Linked DNA regions of Homo sapiens: region 2 is linked to region 1. The links are chromatin loops, found by intact Hi-C in ENCODE. Cell type or tissue: heart left ventricle. All regions are shown on one strand. Each heading gives the region's core, and the rest is flanking DNA. Links, peaks and the distances in the headings are about the cores only.

Region 1 (10,144 bases), core at 933-8,932:
TTATGCCCCAGCTTGCTAAGGAATGGGGCGAGGGACTCTCTGCCACACCTTCAGCCTCCACAACCCATAAAGGATACCTCCTGACCCAACAGGAAGGGTATTCAGCAAAAGCAACTCACATTCACTCCATGTGCACAGCGTTTTCTTTGATCTGTTTCTGAACCTTCAGATACCCCATCTGATCACTAGGAAGACCACGTGGGAGAGTGGTCAGGTCAGCATGGTGAATCAATCATCTCTCCTGGAAAAGCAAGTCCCCATGCAGGTCCATCTATGGGTGGCTCCAAAGCATCTTCCCGGCACCCAGCAAACAGCCAGTTCATTCATCCGCTGGGGACCTACAATCCTGTGAGCTAGGGCTGTCTGTGCACACGTCTGTCTCAAATGGCAGTAGCACTTAGTGTTACCCTAGGAGGCAGTTTGTTCTGGCCTTTCAGGGACAGAACTCAGAGTGAAACCTTGACTATGTGTGACCCTGTCAGTAGGTCTTTGATATTCCTCTGACCTAAACTGGCTGCTGACAGCAATGAAAATAAACTCTGGCCCACATTCCGAGAACTGCCTTTGTCTTCCTTATCCCCAAGGAGTCAGGGAGTGCCGCAGTGAGACAGAACAGAGAAATGAAAAGCATGAACTGGAAGTATCCACGCGTGTGGCGGCATAAACACCACACTCAGGACAGCGGCCTGCTAGTGGGGGGAAGGGCTCAGGGAGGGGTGCACAGGGGGCTTCAGCGTTACCAACTGTCTTGTTTTCTTTATGAAAAATGGACCTGAATCCAGTTTGCTTGTTCAGCTATTCCTCTAACACCTGTTCTTCAAATGCATGGAAACCTTAGTCCGCAGACCCTCTTTATTTTCACCTAATAGATTATTCACCTCAGATACTTTTTCCTCTGCCTTGGATTCACACCTTCTCCACCCCCACAGCCAACCAGGGTCTCACAATCGATGTTGACATTTTTGTATTTGTGCTATAGTCTGTATCCACAGATGGTTGAGTATTTTGTATTTTAACATTTTACATGAATGTTATCATGCTGTATATGTCCTTTTGAAACTAAGCTTTTACTCTTGTTCTTTTCTGGAGATTTACCTGTGTTGACAAGTGAAGATCTAGTTCCTTCTCACCACCGTATGGTATTTTGTTATCTAAAGAAACGATACTTGGTTTTAAAACATATCTGAAATAGCAAACAAAGCAAAGTGTCAACATTTGTTAAAATTATGTGGTAGGTACATCAGCATTCATTATATGACTTACAGATGTTTATGTATGTTTGAAAGTTTTCAAAATCTAAAAGAAGAGGGGAGACGACCCCTAGCATGGGGGTCAGGCAGGTGACATCTCAGCACTAGCTGGGCTGGATTGAGACTCTGCTTCTGCAACTAGTCAGACTGAGATTAAAAGTCAACTTTGTGGGCTTGGCCTCCTCTTGTTTGCTTTTCGTGGGAATCTGCCTCCCTGGGGAAAGGCCTGAGAGCCTTGACCTTGGGCTGAAGAGTGTTTATGCAGCTGCATGATTTGTGGAGGTGGTCAGAATAGGCTGGACAGAATTTGCTGTGGGCCAGGCCATTTTAAAAAAAGAAATTGGCAAGAGACCATTTTACACAATGGCTGTGATACGTAATGTTAAAAAAATATTCACAATATACCTGAGTTATAAATAGTCCAAAGATAAATATTGATCACAACACTGGCTGGGCCAACCTTTGACCTCCTCAGCACTCTACAAACTTGGGTTAATTGAAGGCGATGCCTCTTCTGTTATGCTTACTGGATACCCCCATGGGATGCCAGGTGGCCTCTGGTTCTCTTTCTTCTGTATTTGGGGCTTTCAGAAAAGTGAGACTTTTCAGAAGTAAGATCTTTTGACCCATGGCCTGTGTTTTTATAAAACCATTGATCAATTCTGCCATCAAGCAAAAGGTCTGTATTAGGTGAAATAAAACACTCATGAGGACTAAATGAAATCGCAGATATGAAAGTCAGCAATTCCCAAAGTGACCATGAGCCCCATTCTCTTTCCTCCCTCCTCCTGTGGAAGGGCTCCCCAGGTCCTTCCCACCCGGATTCATCCAGCCCGTGATTTTCATGTCACCAGGCCTCCACTGCCTCCAGGTTGGAGACAGGGCTCTCTCCCTGGCAGCTGCTGGAGAGCGAGACTGTTCCTGAGCCGCCCATTAAACGTGTCTCCTGCAGCAGTGGCTACACTGACGTGTCCTTCTCTCCACCCAGGCTATGACTTCTGCCAGGTCCTGCAGTGGTTTGCCGAGAGGGTGGACAGGATCATCCTGCTCTTTGACGCTCACAAGCTGGACATCTCAGATGAATTCTCAGAGGCCATCAAGGCCTTCCGGGGCCAGGACGACAAGATCCGTGTCGTGCTGAACAAGGCCGACCAAGTGGACACGCAGCAGCTGATGCGGGTCTACGGGGCCCTCATGTGGTCCCTAGGCAAGGTCATCAACACGCCCGAGGTACTGCGCGTCTACATTGGCTCCTTCTGGGCGCAGCCCCTGCAGAACACGGACAACCGCCGGCTCTTCGAGGCTGAGGCCCAGGACCTCTTTAGAGACATCCAGAGCCTCCCCCAGAAGGCAGCGGTGCGCAAGCTCAACGACCTCATCAAGCGAGCGAGGCTGGCCAAGGTAAGCCAGGAGATGCCTTGCACAGAGGCCAGGGGCTGGGACTCTGCTGTCTCCTCTCCAGAGGCAAGATGGGTGGGAGGAGGCTTCGTTCCAGAAGGCTTAAGGAATGAACATGCGCTAGGTTAAGAATACAGCCTCGAGGTCAGGTGGCCCTGCTGACACCCTAGCTCCTGGCTCTGCACTCCTGGGCAGATGACTAACCCTGTTCTCCAATCTGTACCATGGAGCTAATAAGAGCACTTCACAAGAACTTGGGGTGACAGTTGGTCAGTGTGACAGAGCACTTGGCATAGTGCCTGGTGCACAGGGAGGGGGATCAATCAGTGCACCCACTACATGGTAGCTGTTAGGATGTCAGGACGATAGGAATATAACCAACCAAACCTGAAAGAGGTGGCATTGGTGAGACCAACAGGATGCTGAGAGGCCACTGCTAGTCCCCGTGCACCAAAGGCCAGTGTTACCACCTGGATCCAGGGGAGCCCTGGGAAGAAGTATGGCTCAGTCTTACTCTTGGAGTGTGCTGGTTTTGGGTCACCCCCGCATCCTCATTCTGGGCTGCGGGCTGTTAGCCTGCATGCCTGGGCTCCTGGCTCGCCTGCCTCATAGCTGAGCCTTTCAGCAGCCCCAGGAGTGTGTGCCCAATGGGGCAGTGAGAGGTGACCTGCTGACATCCCTCAAGTGACAGAGTCAATTCATGTCTCCAAAGAGAGAAAAGCATATCCCTCCTCCAAGAGAAAATACAGAGAAAAAAATGGCTCTTTAAAAAATATGTGCATGTTTCATAAAATCATTGTCCTCTAATGCTGGAAGTGCCTTTAGAGTTTTATCTAGTCCTAGTGAAGTTCAAACCTGGCTGATCATCAGAAGCAACATACATTCCCAGGCCCTGCCCCAGAGCCTCGGATATAGGGGTGTGCGTGCACACATGGCCTTGTGTGAATATGCATGTGTGTAAACATGCGCGTGTGTGTGTGTGTGTGTGTGTGTGTAAAGCTCCCTGGGTGATTGGCTATGTGCCAGTCATGGTATGGATGCTGCCATGAGTGCTCTGGGAAGGGTGACTACGTGCCTGGCCAGGAGGCAGGGAGGGCTTCCCTGATGGGGACAGCCAAGGTGGGGACAATTCTTCCTCCTTCTTGCTGCTCATTAGCAGCCTGTCCTCGTGCCAGTGTGCTCACTGGGCAGCCTCTTGCCTGGGTGAAAACAAACACCGTCCTGGCTGCTGCTGCCCCTCACACAGGACCTCGATGTCCTGTGTCCCTCTCTGTCACGTGTGTCCCAGTGCGTGTGCATGCATTCCTCCCATATGGCTCAGCTAACCTGCAGTGGTGTGGTGCTTGTGTGAGTCATCCTTCTTTATCTGTTCTTCCTGGTCCAAGTGGCTTCCTTTCCAGAGCTACAAGCCATTTTTGCTCCAGTTCTGCAAGGCAGATGTGCTAACTAGTTTGTAAATCCACTTACGTGCAGCTCTCCTGAAATGATTTTGCCCTCGCCCTTGTCCTGGGCCTAATGCTTGGTAGCAGGAAGGCTGTTTTTCCACTCGGTGATCCCTTGGTTTGTGGTGTTTCCTTTCTCCAGCAGGTACAACTGAACAACCTTCAAGGTGTGTGACACCCCACATTAGTTTATAACCAAAGTTGGTGACTCATGTCATAGCCTTTGCAGATTTTGAGATTTTTTAAAACTATTTTTAAATGCTCATGGACATTCTTCATTTACCAGTTATTGGTAAATGAAGACCCAGTGACTGGAGATGCTGCTGTATTCAGTCATATAAATAAATAAGGAGGCCGGGCACGGTGGCTTACGCCTGTAATCCCAGCACTTTGGGAGTCGGAGGCGGGTGGATCACAAAGTCAGGAGTTCAAGGCCAGTCTGGCCAACATATTGAAACCCCGTCTCTACTAAAAATACAAAAATTAGCCAGGCATGGTGGCAGGCACCTGTAATCCCAGCTACTCAGGAGGCTGAGGCAGGAGAATCGCTTGAACCCAGGAGGTGGAGGTTGCAGTGAGCCAAGATCGTGCCACTGCACTCCAGCCTAGGCGACAGAGTGAGACTCTGTCTCAAATAAATAAATAAATAAATAAATAAATAAATAAATAAATAAGGAGCAGAAAGCTCGCTGGAAATGCCAAGCGCCTTAACCCGTAGAGCTTCCCTGCCATCCTTGAGCCTCGGGCCCTCTGAACGGGCCAGCGCGGCCTGGGTTTGGAGGCACAGAACGCTGCTCTGTATTCTGACACTGTGAATAATGAAAACCCTTGTGTGGATGCAGGGAGTGGGGGACGGTCAAACTTGCTGAGCTTACTTGCAGGAAAAAGGCTTGTGGTTTTTTTCTTCCTAAGAATAGTATCTGGCTTGTTCCTTTTCACAAAGGAAAATGTTTGAAGTATGGGTATTTGCAGCCGGAGCTTCTCAGTGCCAGTTGCTCGTGGGCAGTGCCATGCTGAGGAACGGGGACAGGAAGCGGGCTCACCCGGAGGAGAAGCCGGACTCAGCACGGCGGCCTTGGCCACTAACTCATGACATTGACCTCACGCCACCTGCAGTTTCATGTTCCACCGCTGAACTTGTTTCTGCTTAAATGGACAGATGCTTACCTGAGTTTTTCTTTTTGGAGTGTTTATATTTTCCAAAAGTGCTTTTATTTTGGTTTATTAACCTTTCTCTTGATCCAGTTTTCCTTTTTCACACCAACTGTTCCAAAGCTCTGTAGTCTGCATTATGTGTGTTTTTTTGTTTGATCCTGTTGACAACTACACAGTTGGGCATTTTTGTCCTCATTTCCCACCTGAGGGAACGGAAGCTCAGAAAGGTGAAGTTATGTCCCCGAGGCTTCACAGCCTGTAAGCTGCAAAGTATACGTTCAAACCTCGGTCAGTGTGACACCTCAGTCCAGAAAGCAGTCACCTGAAATCGGGAGTGAACAGCAGCTACAGTACCTCCTCCCTGTGTCCTTGTTTTCTGCACTGATCTGTTAATCTATTTATTCCATAAAAGTCTCCATCCACAGAAACCCTACAAAGTTTAGGTTTATCAAGCTGACACTTTGAAAACATGCAAAGGGTAAGTTTTCAGATGTCAGCTAAGAGATGTCAAGTCTGAGTTGGGTTGTGGAGTATGTTTATTTATAGAACACCATAATTAACCAGGATTCATGGCCCATCCAGATAAAGCAAGTGCGCCGTTTTAATCAAACTCGAAGTGTCATAAAGGTGACATTTTAATAATATGAAAAGTAGATAGATACTCTTCCCAAAGAGCTCTTGAAGTTTATTTCCCTTCTTTTTCTGTTTGTATATTTTTTTCACATCTCTGTATTTAAGGAACAGGGAAACTTTAGAGTGGGTTTTTGGTTAGCCTCAAAGATCACTTCTTACAATCTCAGTAGACATCCTTCTTGGAAGACGGCTCACACTCTGAGATGCCAATCAGGGTTCATTTCATGATTCTTTAAAGGAAGCTGTTTTGGGAAAGCCCAAAAAAGGGTTTGGAACATGTCATTTACTTTTATTCAGCTATAATTAAAATAGCCAAATTAAAGAAATTAGACTCATACAAATCCCAAACAATGCAAGTTCACTATCAGACCCCACCCTTTAGAAGCGTATTGCCCAAGAATAGGAAAGGCTGTCACCCATTTGGAGATCTTTGCTCAACAAAAATGAGGCAACATTTGAGGAAGAAACAAGTAAAACTGAGAAAGAAGAGGAGAGGTCAGTGATTTTCAAGGTTCACTGTAGTTCTGTGGAATTTAGCTTATTCTTTCAAATGTAGACTCTTCTCAGTCACATGTGATGTGCACAGCCTGGCTTTCTTGTCTATAGGCTGGGCACGGTGGCTCACACCTGTAATCCCAACACTTCAGGAAACCAAGGCGGGCAGATCACTTGAGGTCAGGAGTTCGAGACCAGCCTGGCTAACATGGTGAAACCCCGTCTCTACTAAATGTCATCAAAATGACAAAATGACAGTTTTTCTCTAGGCTAATAACTCAATGAGCAGAAAGGAAAGTCCTCCCTTTTAAATGTATATGAATGTATATGTAGTTCACACTTACACTCTGACACAGATCTCATTGTGTCCAATGATGTGTGTGTGTGTGTGTGTGTGTGTGTCTCCAAGACTGAGACACATGTACTAAAGAGTGATACTGGCCACATCTACTCTGGGCTTGGAGGGTAACTTCAGCAAGTGCTGGATACAAAAATTACAAAAAAAATTACAAAAAAATTACAAAAAATACAAAAATTAGCTGGGCGTGGAGGTGGGCGCCTGTAATCCTGGCTACTCAGGAGGCTGAGGCAGGAGAATCACTTGAACCCAAGAGTTGGAGGTTGCAGTCAACCAGGATCGTGCCACTGCACTCCAGCCTGGGCGACAAAGCAAGACTCCATTTCAAAAAAAAAAAAAAAAAATTCTCCTGTAAAGAAATGAGGCATTTTTTGTGCACCAAATGGATTCAGGCTAAAGCGTGTGAGAATCATGATATAATGGATCATGAAGATCCTGGTATTGCCTAGTCCTCGGCAGGGCTCTAAAAATAACTCAGTCAGCAGCCCTGAGCTACTGTGGATGTGTGTGTGTCAGTGCTTGAGCCCATAAATGGAAGCCTGTCTCTTTGAAGGTTGACCTCAGACAAGTGTGCAGCCCCCTCCGGTCCCCTTTAAGGCTGCACGGAATTACACGTGCCATTGGTGCCAGTTTTGATCTGAGCAGAATAACAAACCCTTGCTCAAGTCAGCTGCCCTTCTCTGCCTCTCACAGTCTCACACTCTTGTTACCCCATGGGTTCATCTTTTGGGTCTCAGGCTTATTAACTGAATTTTTTATATTATCATAAACCCACTTTATAAACGTGCTGATACCCTGGCTTTAAATACTCTATGCAGGTTTCCAGAGCTGGGCTTCCAGCCGCAGGTCTCCAGCAGGTTGCGTTAAGTTTGCAGATGAGCGTGGCACAGTGTGTCACCATGCCTTCCCAGCCCGCCTTCCCCAAACTACTGCCTGATCCTCACATTCCATGAAGCTTTTCATTCCAGCACTGGTCGCTTCCAGCATCCAGCACTCGCTGAAGTTACCCTCCAAGCCCAGAGTAGATGTGGCCAGTATCACTCTTTAGTACATGTGTCTCAGTCTTGGAGGCACACACACACACACACATCATTGGACACAATGAGATCTGTGTCAGAGTGTACGTGTGAACTACATATACATTCATATACATTTAAAAGGAAGGACTTTCCTTTCTGCTCATTGAGTTATTAGCCTAGAGAAAAATTGTCATTTTGTCATTTTGATCCATTTGATTTCCCCCAGTCATCCCCATTAGATGCCTTAGGGCTTCTGCAAGTTTACACAAGGCAAAGGATGACTTGAACAAGATACGAATGTTCAAAAGCCCCCAGGGGTCAATGTAAATTAAACACTTGGAACCCAAATTCATTATATTACTATTTAAATAGAGAGAGTTTATTAATTATTTGGTAAGGAGTAACCAGCCGGGAGCCCTCTCTCTCATTACTGTACCTCCAGCTGTTGGTCTTTGGCCATTAGTTGATAACAAGTTAACATTTGCTCCTCTTTCTAGTGAGCAGAGTGCATTCAAATACATGACCTCTTTTATTCTCATAATAACTCTGTGAGATGAATGTTGTTGTCATTTCTAATTTGTGGATGAGCACGCTGAGGTGGAGATGCCATGCCTGGCCCCAAGTTGCTCAGTGGGTAGGCAGTGGTCACGGGGCCTGAGCCTCATCTTCAAGCTCCAGGTCTAGTCCCCCTCTTCTCTTTCGTACTCCTCCTCTTCCCAATTAGTTTTCTCTCATTATAAAGGTCAGAAGACCCAAGTGTTTCCACCTCCTTCCCCAGGGACAACCACCAGGTCTGGCCCTGGGTCTGGCATGTATTTGGAGACACCTTTGACACATAATTGCAGGAGTGATCTCTGGAGGCTGACTGTGGATTTTAGTCATTCAAGCTGTCCCGTCTGTTTACCAGAAGACTTTAGAAAATGACAGGATGCCATCCTGCCAGCAGCTCGCAGTCTTCACCCGCATTCCCACGTGGTGTCCCGACGTTTGTGTGCCATCATTGTGTCCGTGTTTGATGTGTGGGGAAAGGGAGAATAAAGGACCCTTCCAAAGCCTCTCAGTGAATTAGGCACGAGCAGAAGTCAAACCTCAGATCAAAGTTTTCCAGACTCATTCTATGGGACACAGTTCATTTTGAATTCCAGATTTTGAACAACTTCAGTAAGATTATTAATGCATACCCACAGGGCATACCCACAGGGAGTCATTAGTTCTTTAGGGACAGGAACGAGGCACTTGGATGCTAGTGCCAGCTCTGTATCTACCAACTAGCTGTATGACCTTGAGTGAGTCACATGGATGTCCTGGAACCAGGAATTAAAGTAGATATTGGGGGGTCACTTCCAGATTCAGTATTTCATGATGCTAAGGATTATAATTTACCTTGTGACTTGATGAATTTTTTTTTCTTTTTTTGAGATGGATTCTTGCTGTGTCACCCAGGCTGGAGTGCAGTGGGGCAATCTCAGCTCACTGTGACCTCTGCCTCCCGGGTTCAAGCTATTCTCCTGCTTCAGCCTCCCGAGTAGCTGAGACTATAGGAGCACACCACCACACCCAGCTAATTTTTGTATTTTTAGTAGAGACAGGGTTTCACCACATTGGCCAGGCTAGTCTCAAACTCCTGACCTTAAGTGACCCACCTGCCTCAGCCTCCCAAAGTGCTGGGATTACAGGCATGAGCCATCGTGCCTGGCCAACTTGATGAACTTCTGAAAGCAGGTCTGTGCACAGAAGTTGGCCCTGGGTTATTGTTTAGGGCGCACCAGGAAGGGCAGGACGCGGGTGGACATGCAGAGGCAGCGTAACAGGAGACTTCCACAAACCTCGCTAACAGAACTTCCTAGAAGTGGAGGCTGGGACCGAGAGCAGCTGCAGTGTGAGCAGGTCACCTAAGGGTCATGACTCAGGTGGCACCAAGCTGGCGGAAGGAGGAGGGAGTTGAGACCTGGCACAAGATCAGCCCCAGGTTTATCAGGGCTGTGAAGGCCTAGTGTCGGGGCCACCTCGGTCATCAGCCAGCAAACACCATGAGGCCTGAGACGAGGGATCAGGTGACACTCAGTGGGTGAAGGGTGTGGCAGGTGCACATCAGCTGAGTTCAGTGCAGGTAAAGCAGGCCCTGGGCACCAGGGAGTGTTCAGGAACAGTGTGCCCAACCTCGGGGGGTGGGCGGCAGGGAGTGGGTGAGGAGTCAGCCAGATGAGCGGGAACTAAGCCCTCCCTGAGCTGGGGCCTGGCGGCTCAGAGGTACCTTACTAGTACGTGGTGAGGGCTCTTGGGAAGCCCTACAGAGGCCTAGGCAGCTGCTCCAGGGCTAGGCCCCAGAGCAGGGAAGGGGGTGGTCTCAATAAGAAGCCCTTGTGTTTGGGAGACTGAGCAGCTGTGGGGGCC
Region 2 (10,144 bases), core at 639-8,638, 49 kb before region 1:
CTGTTGAAACATACAAAGAAGAAAGGCATATATTTTTGTAATTTAGTGGTGGCATGTCCCCACACCCTAGGCATTTCCTCCTGTTTGTCTTTGCTGTGAGGTCCTTGTTGTGCCCAGGTGTCATCAGGGAGCCCCTGCTAGATGCTGTGCCAACCTGGAGATAATGCAGCCCTCTCTCTGCTCCCATAGACTGGATAGCTAGCCAGCCTGATTATCAACTCCCAGGAAGATGAATACAACTCACAGGAACATGAATTTATCTTTTGTATTTTTCCAGATTTCTCTCTCATTATATTCTCACTCTTCTCTCTGTTTCATTATTTGGAGAAATTTGTGGAATAGCTAAGCGCAGTTTTATGAAGGGTTCTGAGATTTGATTCCTGGCAGCTACCTCATCCAAATTGGCCACCTCTCAGCAGGTGCTGGAGCTGTGGGCCACCCTAGGGTGAGGGAGGAATCACCTTATTAGGAAGCCATTTGTTCTTGAGGCTTTCCTTGAGCTAAGTGGCTTTGTTGTTAGGTGATGTACACAAGGTAGACCAGTGAGGTTAGAAGAAAATCAGTGTGGGCAGGAAGCTTGGTGAGGCCACAGGAGACCTGAATTGCTTTTCAGATTGGAGCTAGGAGGAAGTGATTTAGCACCCGGGAGGAAATCCCCAAACAAAAGGGCAGCTACCCTGGAGACTTGTGAACTTGGAATTAAATATCACCCCAGACACTGTAAATGAACCATGGATTCATCTTGAGCGGAAGGGTTGGCCCAGGGTGCTGAGCATCCTGGATCCTGCCTTAGTTAGAGCCTGGTTAGTGGTCTGGGTTGTTTGCTTCTAGCGATTGGGCCCTAGAAGCTCATACTTGGCTGTGGGGTGTACCTAATCTACATAGCCATAGATTCTTATCTCCCTGGCTTCCTGCACATTCCAAGAGGTCACTGATGACACAGAACCTGTGCTGACATGGTGGGAATCTTCTCTTATTGCTGTTGGCTCTTCTGCCTTTGACTGGCAATAAAGAATTGGCCAGAGAAGGAGGGGAGATGGGCATGGGGGAAAGTGACCATGTCATCTTAGACTCTGTACTAGCCGAGGAAGGATGGATATGGAGCTCACCCAGGCTTGTGTCCAAAACTTGAGGAAAACAGATTTCAAAGATTCCTCCAGAAAATCCCTGGCCCCAGGTGCTGTGAAGGAAGACATTTCCACTGAAAAAGTATGAAGTCCATTTGAAATGAATGCAAACTACACAATTTTTTTTTTTTGAGACAGTTTCGCTGTTGTTGCCCAGGCTGGAGTGCCATGGCATGATCTCGGCTCACCGCAACCTCCCCCTCCCGGGTTCAAGCAATTCTTCTGTCTCAGCCTCCCGAGTAGCTGGGATTACAGGCATGTGCCACCACGCCTGGCTAATTTTGTATTTTTAGTAGAGATGGGGTTTTTCCATGTTGGTCAGGCTGGTCTCAAACTCCCGACCTCAGGTGATTTGCCCGCCTTGGCCTCCCAAAGTGCTGGGATTACAGGCGTGAGCCACCGCGCCCCATCCCAAACTACACATTTTTAAGAGCTCCACTTTCTCCCTTCATATGCTCTGTTCCCTCTCCCCAGAAAACTTATTCTAATGAGGAAAAAAGAGGGAAGTCACTCAAGAAACTATATAGGCTTTAAAAGGGTAGAGAGCAGGGAAATAAGGCAAGAAAAGAAATAAACTCCCAGACTGGAGAGAAAAAAGTAAAACTCTTTGCAGATGACATGATCTTCTATGTAGAGAATCCTAAGAAACCACTTAAAAACTATTAGAACAATGGGGGAAACTATAGTTCAACAAATGGTGCTAGGACAACTGGATAGCCGCATGCAAACGAAATAGAGAATGACTGTTAGTGGGCGTGGAGTTTCTCTTTGATGTGATGAAAATGTTCTGAAATTGGATAATGATATTGGTTGCACAACTTTGTGAATATACTAAAGGAGTGCACCCTGTAAAAGAATAAATTTTCTGGTATATGAATTATATCTCAATAAAAAACCAAAACAATTCAGTCTTTCAACACTAAGCATCATGTGATTTAATTTTCATGATTCTGCAACTAGCGCCAGCCAAGTAATTTCTGCATCTATGTGTAATAATTTAAAATAGAAATGGATGCCAGAAAGAAAACAAAGTAGAAATAAGCTAGAAGAACCCAAGGGCAAAGGAACTAAAGAGTAAAGATGAGGGGCCAGGTGCAGTGGCTCACACCTGTAATCCTAACACTTTGGGAGACTGAGGTAGGTGGATCGTTTGAGCTCAGGAGTTCAAGACCACCCTGGGCAACATAGTGAGACCCCATCTCTACAAAAAAAAAAAAAAAAAGGAGTAAAGATGAGGGAAAAGGGAGTGAAAGTAGCCATCCCACAATCCCTGTATGAGTATTCTTGTCAATGTATAAACATGTTCATTGTTCATAACACTCAAGTTGGTAAAATCAAAGTATGATAAAAATTTTTAATAAAATGCTTGATACCGTAATTGTGTTTAAAAACTTTAGATATTAACATTTAACTATAGTATTTAATAGGGGAAAAAAGGGGCAGGGGTGCATGTGCAAGGGTGCAGACAAGGTTTATGGGCGGTATGAAGGATCAAGAAGCTGGAGTGGGCTGAGAAGGTAAAAGTGCCTTGGACATTAAAAAAGCCTTTTAAGGTATGATTAGAACAAGAACAAGAATCAGGAAGTGATCGGCCCACTCATGGGCTCTTGCTGCAATATTAACAGAAAGCAGAACTACTCAGCTTCCTCCTTTTCCTCAAAGAAAATGCCCCAGAGATGGCAGAAGGGAGCCCAGCTGTGTTCAAGAGGGGATTAAAACCACAGGCTGAGGAGCTCTCCCAGGGCCTGCCACAGGCGAGGTTCAGGAAATCTCTGGCCGGACACATGGATGAAAGAACTTGCATTTCTGCTCAAAGAACTGTATTTGGTGGCTTTTAAGAAATTGTGAAGAATATGAAAAGTATTGGAACACTGGAAGCAGGCAGATGTTCTCATTTTCAAAAAAGCAGGGAAATGGATTCTGAATAGGAACAAAGGCCTGCTTCATTCCCTTGATAAGTTTCTAGACTCAGTAATTAAGGAAAAGGGAAGTGAAGGCATTCACTAATAGGCAGCCTGGTTCATCTATTTTTAAAAAAATAAAATCTCACACAGAAAAACTATGGGTCCTATTTAGTGGTTCTCACACTCATCCAGATACTGGGGCTCCTGAAAATCAATCTTCTGTTCCAAATATTATACCCTTTACAGATCTCTCTAAAATATTGAGATATTTAATTTTTACAGAAAATTAGACTATATTTTCAATATACAATATAAGATCACACCTACAGATGCTAGTGTTCATTTATTCAAATGATCTTGATTTCAGGGTTGGGGCCAGCCATCACAGAAGAGAGTCAACAGGCCACAGCTCTGAGTGACAAGGGCTGTAACACTAGAAACACAGGGTGGCTGGGGGCATAGGAGGGACCCCCTCATTCAGGCTTGCGGGTTGGAAAAGGCTGCCTCCCTGAGAATGCAGCCTAAAAGCTGAGCCCTGAGGAATGAGCAGAGAATTAGCTGCCCAAAGAGGGCCAGGGAGTGAGGGTGGGGAGGTGTCACCCATGAGGCCTCGGTTTCTGGGGTAACTGGGGAGTACAGCTGTTCACTGAGATGGGGATCCAAGAAGAGGAAGGATGGGGCATAATGATAAGTTTAGATTTAGACCTGTCATGTTTGAGTGGACACCAAGGTGGCGATGTCCATGAGGGGTAAGACATGGGTCTGGAGCTCAGGGAGATATCTGGGCTGGTCTGTTGACTTGGGAGTGTCAGCATTTAGTAGCCAGCATCTGGGAAGTAGAAGTCCTTGCACAGGACTCTTAAGTGAGAGGAAGCAGAGCTTGTGGAGACCCTCCGGGGAAAGTACCAAAGAGGTGGGTAATTGCCTGGGAGGGTAGTGGCTCAGTGCTGTCTCAGATCTCTTTAGGTTGCAAGTGACAGAAATCCAACCAAAGCTAGCTTAGATAAAAAGATAAGAACGTTTTCCTGAAACCCATCAGACCAGGATGTGCAAGCTTCAGGCTTGGCCCAGGACTGCAGGAGACACACCAGGACTCTGTTGGCTCTGTGGCCCTCCTCATGTTGTGTTCCTTCTCAGGGGTGGGCAGGCGGCCACCTCCATTTCCAGCCTCGAATTCTGCTGGCTCAGCAGCCCCAGTAAAAGTCTCAGGCTTGAGTCTCATTGGTTTGACCCTGACCATATGCCCATCCCTGAACCAATCCTTAGGGGCAGGGGCATGAAATGTGGGGAGTGGGGAGGTCAGCCCCACCAACCACGTGGCCTGAGAGCTGGGGAAGGCAGCTCCTGAGGATGCTGCTACCAAGAAAAGGGGATACGAGGCAAGTAAAGCAACGATGACCCCCACAAAAGCCAGGGAGAGAGGTGGTGGTCAGTAGTGTCAGATGCTTCCAGGAAAAGGACTGAAACAGAACCAGTAGATTAGCCTTTGGGAGCCAGGTGACCTTGCCAAGAGGTGTGCCTGTGAGTGGTGGTGAAGGAAGCCAGATGGCGCGGGTTGAGGAATGAGTGGGATGTGAGGCGTCAAATTCTCAGCAGCTAGGCCTGGGGGAAGGAGGCCTGGCCACAAGCATCACAGGGGTTTGGGTAAAGACAAGCACAACCTCAGCAGAATGAAAAGTGGACAGAAGGGAAGCCATGGAGAGGGAGCAGCTGGCATCTCAGAAGACAAAGAGGAGGCAAGACTTGGAGCAAAAGTCCTGAAGAGCAGGGCAAGGAGCTGCAGGGTAGGCGGGGCTGGGTGGGGTGGTGGGGGTAGGCAGGAGGTGAGTAGGTGGGGCGGGGGGTGGGCAGGGGAGCGCTGGCAGCTGCAGTCCGAGCAGGGAAGCGCTGCAGGCCAGCAGCTGGGCCAGTTGTCACATCATCCACCTGACAAGCAGCAACAGAGTATTTGGAGAAATGTAGGAGGGGGAAGGCTTTTTCCATCCTGACATTATCTTCCCTAACTCACATTCAGAAGCTGACTTACAAAAGGTGTTCAATGTCCTTTTCAAAACCTCGAACCAGAAGGCCGTGGTTCCTTCTGCACGTGGCTGTGCATCAGAATCACTTGGAGGCCTTTTGACACGGATTCCAGGGCCCCACCTCAGACCTCCTGAGTCGAAATCTCTGTGGGTCAGGCTCCAAAATCTGTTTTTGTTTTTCTAAACCATCTCTCACAGTAATTCTTATGTGCCCTCCCCTAGGAAACATTTGGGAACCATTGCCAGATGAAGGTTCAGTTAATGGAGGAATGGAAGAGGGCTAGCCTCAACCCAGAAAAGGGAGGCTGACTTTGCTGAACCTTCCATCCGTTCCAAACCCCATCTGTTCACATTTCTCTCAGTGACTTAGATGAAGACATAGAATTCATGCTTACAAAACTGAGGATTGTGTAAATATAATTTAATAAATGGGGTTCTTTTTTGCTTAATATGATACGATGAGCATTTTCTTATGTCATTATATAGTCTTCAAAAATAACTTCAATGACTACATCATAATCTATAGTACAGGTTGGACATTTAGGTTGTTTCTGTTTTTATGCTGTTATACATAATGTTGCAATGAACTGAACATTTTTGGCCATAAATCTTTGTATTTCTAGTTTTTTTCTTAGAATAGCCTAAGCATAAATTAGTGCCTCAAAAAATATAGATAATAGGCTGGGCGCAGCAGCTCACACCTGTAATCCCAGCACTTTGGGAGGCCAAGGTGGACAAATCACTTGACTCCAGGAGTTCAAGATCAGCCTGGGCAACATGGTGAGCCCCATCTCTAAAAAAAAATACAAAAATTAGCCGGACATGGTGGTGCATGCCTGTAGTCCCAGTTACCTGGGAGGCTGAGGTGGGAGGATCACTTGAGCCCAGGTGGTCGAGGCTGCAGTAAGCTGAGATTGCACCACTGAACTCCAGTCTGGGCAACTGAGTGAGGCCTTGTCTCAAAATATATATATATATTTTTTTTTTTTTTCAGGCTTATATATATTCCTAAATCTATGTATCTATCTTTCTTTTTTAGGACAGTTATTCCAAATTAGACTCCCACCAGAAATATGAGGATCAGTAATTCACCAAACTGCCAGTAAAACTAATTAAAATTAATTTGATAGGAAAAAAAAGTGTTTTAGATAGGGTCTTGCTCTGTTGCCCAGGCTGGAGTACAGTGATGCCATCATAGCTCACTGCAGCCTCAAACTCCTGGGCTCAAGCAATCCTCCCACCTCAGCCTCTGGAGTAGCTGGGACTACAGGTACATTGCACCACCACACCCAGCCAATTTATTCATTTTTTGTAGAGTTGGGATCTCGCTGTGCTGTCTAGGCTGGTCTCAAACTCCTGAGCTCAAGCGATCCTCACGCCTTGGCCTCCCAAAGTCCAAAGTGCTGGGATTATAGGCGTGAGCCATGGGGCACTCAGCCAGAACAGACTTATTTTAATTTGTTTATTTCTTACTAGTGACGTTGAACTTATAAAATATAGTTGTCTTCCATATTACTTTGTGAATTGTCTGAATTGTCTGTGAACTTTGTCCAATTTTCATTTGAAGTGTTGGTCTTGTCCTTTTTTTTTTTTTTTTTTTTTTTTTGAGATGGAGTCTCACTCTGTCACCCAGGCTGGAGTGCAGTGGCGCGATCTCAGCTCACTGCAAGCTCTGCCTCCCAGGTTCACGCCATTCTCCTGCCTCAGCCTCTGGAGTAGCTGGGACTACAGGCGCCCACCACCACTCCCGGCTAATTTTTTGCATTTTTAGAAGAGACGGGGTTTCACTGTATTAGCCAGGATGGTCTCGATCTCCTGACTTCATGATCCACCTGCCTCGGCCTCCCAAAATGCTGGGATTATAGGCATGAGCCACCGAGCCTGGCCCTGGTCTTGTTCTTATAAATAAATGTAAATGTTTTTCTCAGTAACAGATATCAATCCTTTGTCACAGTTGTAAAAGTGTTTTTCCAGTTTGAAATTTGCCTTGTAATTTTTGTAATAGTTTTTCCATGCAGATATATTTAATATTTGTGATCAAATCTAACAATTTTTCCTTTTTTATAATATCTTTTATTTTTTGGTTAGAAAATCCTTGTTTATCTTAAGACTCAGGAAATGTTCACTCATATTCTTTTTTTTTTTTTTTTTGAAACAGACTCTCACTCTGTCCACCCACACTGGAGTGCAGTAGCACGTTCTCGGCTCACTGCAACCTCCACCTTCCAGTTCAAGCGGTTCTTGTGCCTCAACCTCCCAAGTAGCTGGGATTACAGGCATGGGCCACCATGCCTGGCTAATTTTTGTATTTTTTAGTAGAGACAAGGTTTTGCCATGTTAACCAGGCTGGTCTCGAACACCTGACCTCAAGTGATCTGCCTGTCTCGGCCTCCCAAAGGGCTGGGATTACAGGCGTGAGCCACCGTGCCCTGCCTCTTTTTTTTTTTTTTTTTTAGTATTTATTGATCATTCTTGGGTGTTTCTCCGAGGGGGGGATTTGGCAGGGTCATAGGACAATAGTGGAGGGAAGGTCAGCAGATAAACATGTGAACAAGGGTCTCTGGTTTTCCTAGGCAGAGGACCCTGCGGCCTTCCGCAGTGTTTGTGTCCCTGGGTACTTGAGATTAGGGAGTGGTGATGACTCTTAAGGAGTATGCTGCCTTCAGGCATCTGTTTAACAAAGCACATCTTGCACTGCCCTTAATCCATTTAACCCTGAGTGGACACAGCACATGTTTCAGAGAGCACGGGGTTGGGGGTAAAGTCATAGATTAACAGCATCCCAAGGCAGAAGAATTTTTCTTAGTACAGAACAAAATGCAGTCTCCTATGTCTACTTCTTTCTACACAGACACAGTAACAATCTGATCTCTCTTTCTTTTCCCCACATTTCCCCCTTTTCTATTCGACAAAACCGCCATCCTCATCATGGCCCGTTCTCAATGAGCTGTTGGGTACACCTCCCAGACAGGGTGGCGGCCGGGCAGAGGGGCTCCTCACTTCCCAGACAGGGTGGCTGGGCAGAGGCGCCCCCCACCTCCCAGACGGGGCGGCGGCCGGGTGGGGGCTGCCCCCCGCCTCCCTCCCGGACGGGGCGGCTGGCCGGGCGCTCTTTTTAAAATAGGATTACTTTTTAAATATTTAACTTTTTAACCCACCTGGAAGTAAAATCTGTCTCAATTATATTGTTGTGGGTTTTTTTTTTTTTGTCTTTTGTCATTTTCTAACACTATTATTAAATCTACCTTTTTCTGCTGTCACATGAGGCTTCCTCATACGCTAAGTTATTAAATACTATATTGAGTCTGTTAGGACCTTTGTCTCGTGTTATTCTGTTTGTAAATTCTTATGCCAACACCATACCATCTTAAATATTGTCACTTTGAAATACTTTTTAATAATTTTAGCTCAAGACTCTTCTGCGTGCATTACTCTTTATTTTTCAAATGCTATCAATTCTCATTTTCTGTCATTCTTTGAGAAGAACTTTCTTAGTTAGGTTCTTCAAAACAAACAAAAAAAAATCCCACTGGGATCCATTTGTCCTGGAACTGCATTCTGTCTCTAAGTTACATTTTTGTATTTGCTCTTCCCAAGCAGCAGCTCACCATTGCTTTAACGCAGACCTTCTTGGAAAAGTGATTGATTTACTCATACAGGTCCTATGGAGCTCTTATTAATGTATTAGGTATTTTATGCCCTGTTGCTCTTATGAATGGGCTTTTTATTTCTCTTATTTTTTTTGGCAGGGTATTGCTGATATGTAAGGAAGCTACTGAGTTGTACATTTTTGTTTTATATCTGGTCATTTGACTCAAGAAGTTATTCTGACAGCTTGTCAGTAGATTCTCTTAGGTTTTCTAGATAGATAACTGTATCAGTTACCTTCATGATTACTTTGTCTCCCCTTCTGTTCCATATTTCATAATACCAGGAAGTAGGCATTCATATCAAGCTTCTAATCTTAATGGTATTGCCTATGTTATTTCACCTTAAGAGATTATGTCAGCTGGTGGCTTCTTATCTATAAATTAATTGCATTAAGAAATTATCTATTACTAGTTTTAAAAGGATTTCATTTAAATGATTCTATTTGGAGAAAAAAACAAAATGGATATGGAGTTTGTTAGATGCCTTTTAGCCTTTTCCTTTAACCTATGTTCTGTGGAATGCAGTTGTGGGAGATCATTCGTAAGTGTTCAAAGAAAATAAAAGGGTTCCATAGTCAAGTAACTTTGGGATATGCTGTGTTCCATAACCTCCTCATGACGATTTACAGTACTCCCAGATCAAAGAGTTTACAACCTAAAGTCTGTTGTCATACTCCTAAATTACAAGTTACAACATCAAAAACACTCAATAAATAGTCATTGCATGACTGAAAGACTGGAAGAACAAATAGAACTGTAAGAAACTGATTTGATTCTAGTGAAATTCCCCTCCCTTTCTTTCACCCTCCTCCCAAAACAGCATGGAAGGTGGAGTGGAGCAACTTACAGGTAATGGCAGTGGGTAGACAGCAGTGTGCTTTCAAGCACATCTCAGCCCTGAGGAGTATAAATCCCATCCATAGCTGGAAAAATAGCCTGAGATACGAAAAGTTTTACCCAGCAAATTCCAGTTTATTGGTTCAATGACCTAATGTCCATTCCCTTAGTAGGCACAGCAGTTTCAAAGGTGACATCATCTGAACAAACAGTCCTGGTGATAACATGTCAATGATTTAACTAAAGGAAAAATGAAAATAAAACTTAGTTTTCACATTTAAAATGTAAGTGAGGCTGGCGCGGTGGCTCACACCTCTAATCCCAGCATTTTGGAAGGCTGAGGCGGGCAGATCACCTGAGGTCAGGAGTTTGAGACCAGCCTGGACAACATGGTAAAACCCCGTCTCTACTAAAAATACAAAAATTAGCCCAGTGTGTGGCGGACGCCTGTAATCCCAGCTACTTGGGAGGCTGAGGCAGGAGAATCACTTGAACCCAGGAGGCAGAGGTTGCAGTGAGCTGAGATCATGCCACTGCACTCCAGCCTGGGTGACAAAGCAAGACTCCATCTCAAAAAAAAAAAAAAAAAAAAATGTAAGTGAAGA

The links. A loop is a pair of places that touch in the nucleus more often than their neighbours do. Peaks named below come from ENCODE experiments on the same cell type or tissue, not always from the same donor. Only the 100,000 strongest peaks of a DNase experiment are listed, where the experiment ranks them.
Region 2: a loop joins it to region 1, with 4 times the contacts of the local background. A loop is called at or near these places in 39 of 110 quality-filtered maps.

The regions. Positions count from the first base shown.
Region 1 is chr15:41,911,717-41,921,860 of GRCh38, reverse strand. It overlaps EHD4 (EH domain containing 4), which reads left to right. Exons shown (of 6, transcript NM_139265.4): 4 at 2,239-2,651. EHD4-AS1 (EHD4 antisense RNA 1) reads right to left here and starts at 444. Exons shown (of 4, transcript NR_120332.1): 1 at 120-444. RefSeq lists enhancers at 1,953-2,452, 3,856-4,150. In heart left ventricle, for the core only: a CTCF peak has its summit at 5,212; DNase peaks (open chromatin) are centred at 1,469, 2,289 and 5,130; H3K27ac peaks cover 8,000 bases.
Region 2 is chr15:41,960,659-41,970,802 of GRCh38, reverse strand. The region is part of intron 1 of EHD4 (EH domain containing 4); the gene reads left to right. Among named protein-coding and RNA genes, the nearest start is that of EHD4, 6.8 kb to the left of the region's middle. RefSeq lists enhancers at 567-786, 2,558-2,607. In heart left ventricle, for the core only: no CTCF peak of the experiment used is centred there; a DNase peak (open chromatin) is centred at 4,572; H3K4me3 peaks cover 1,557 bases; H3K27ac peaks cover 4,815 bases.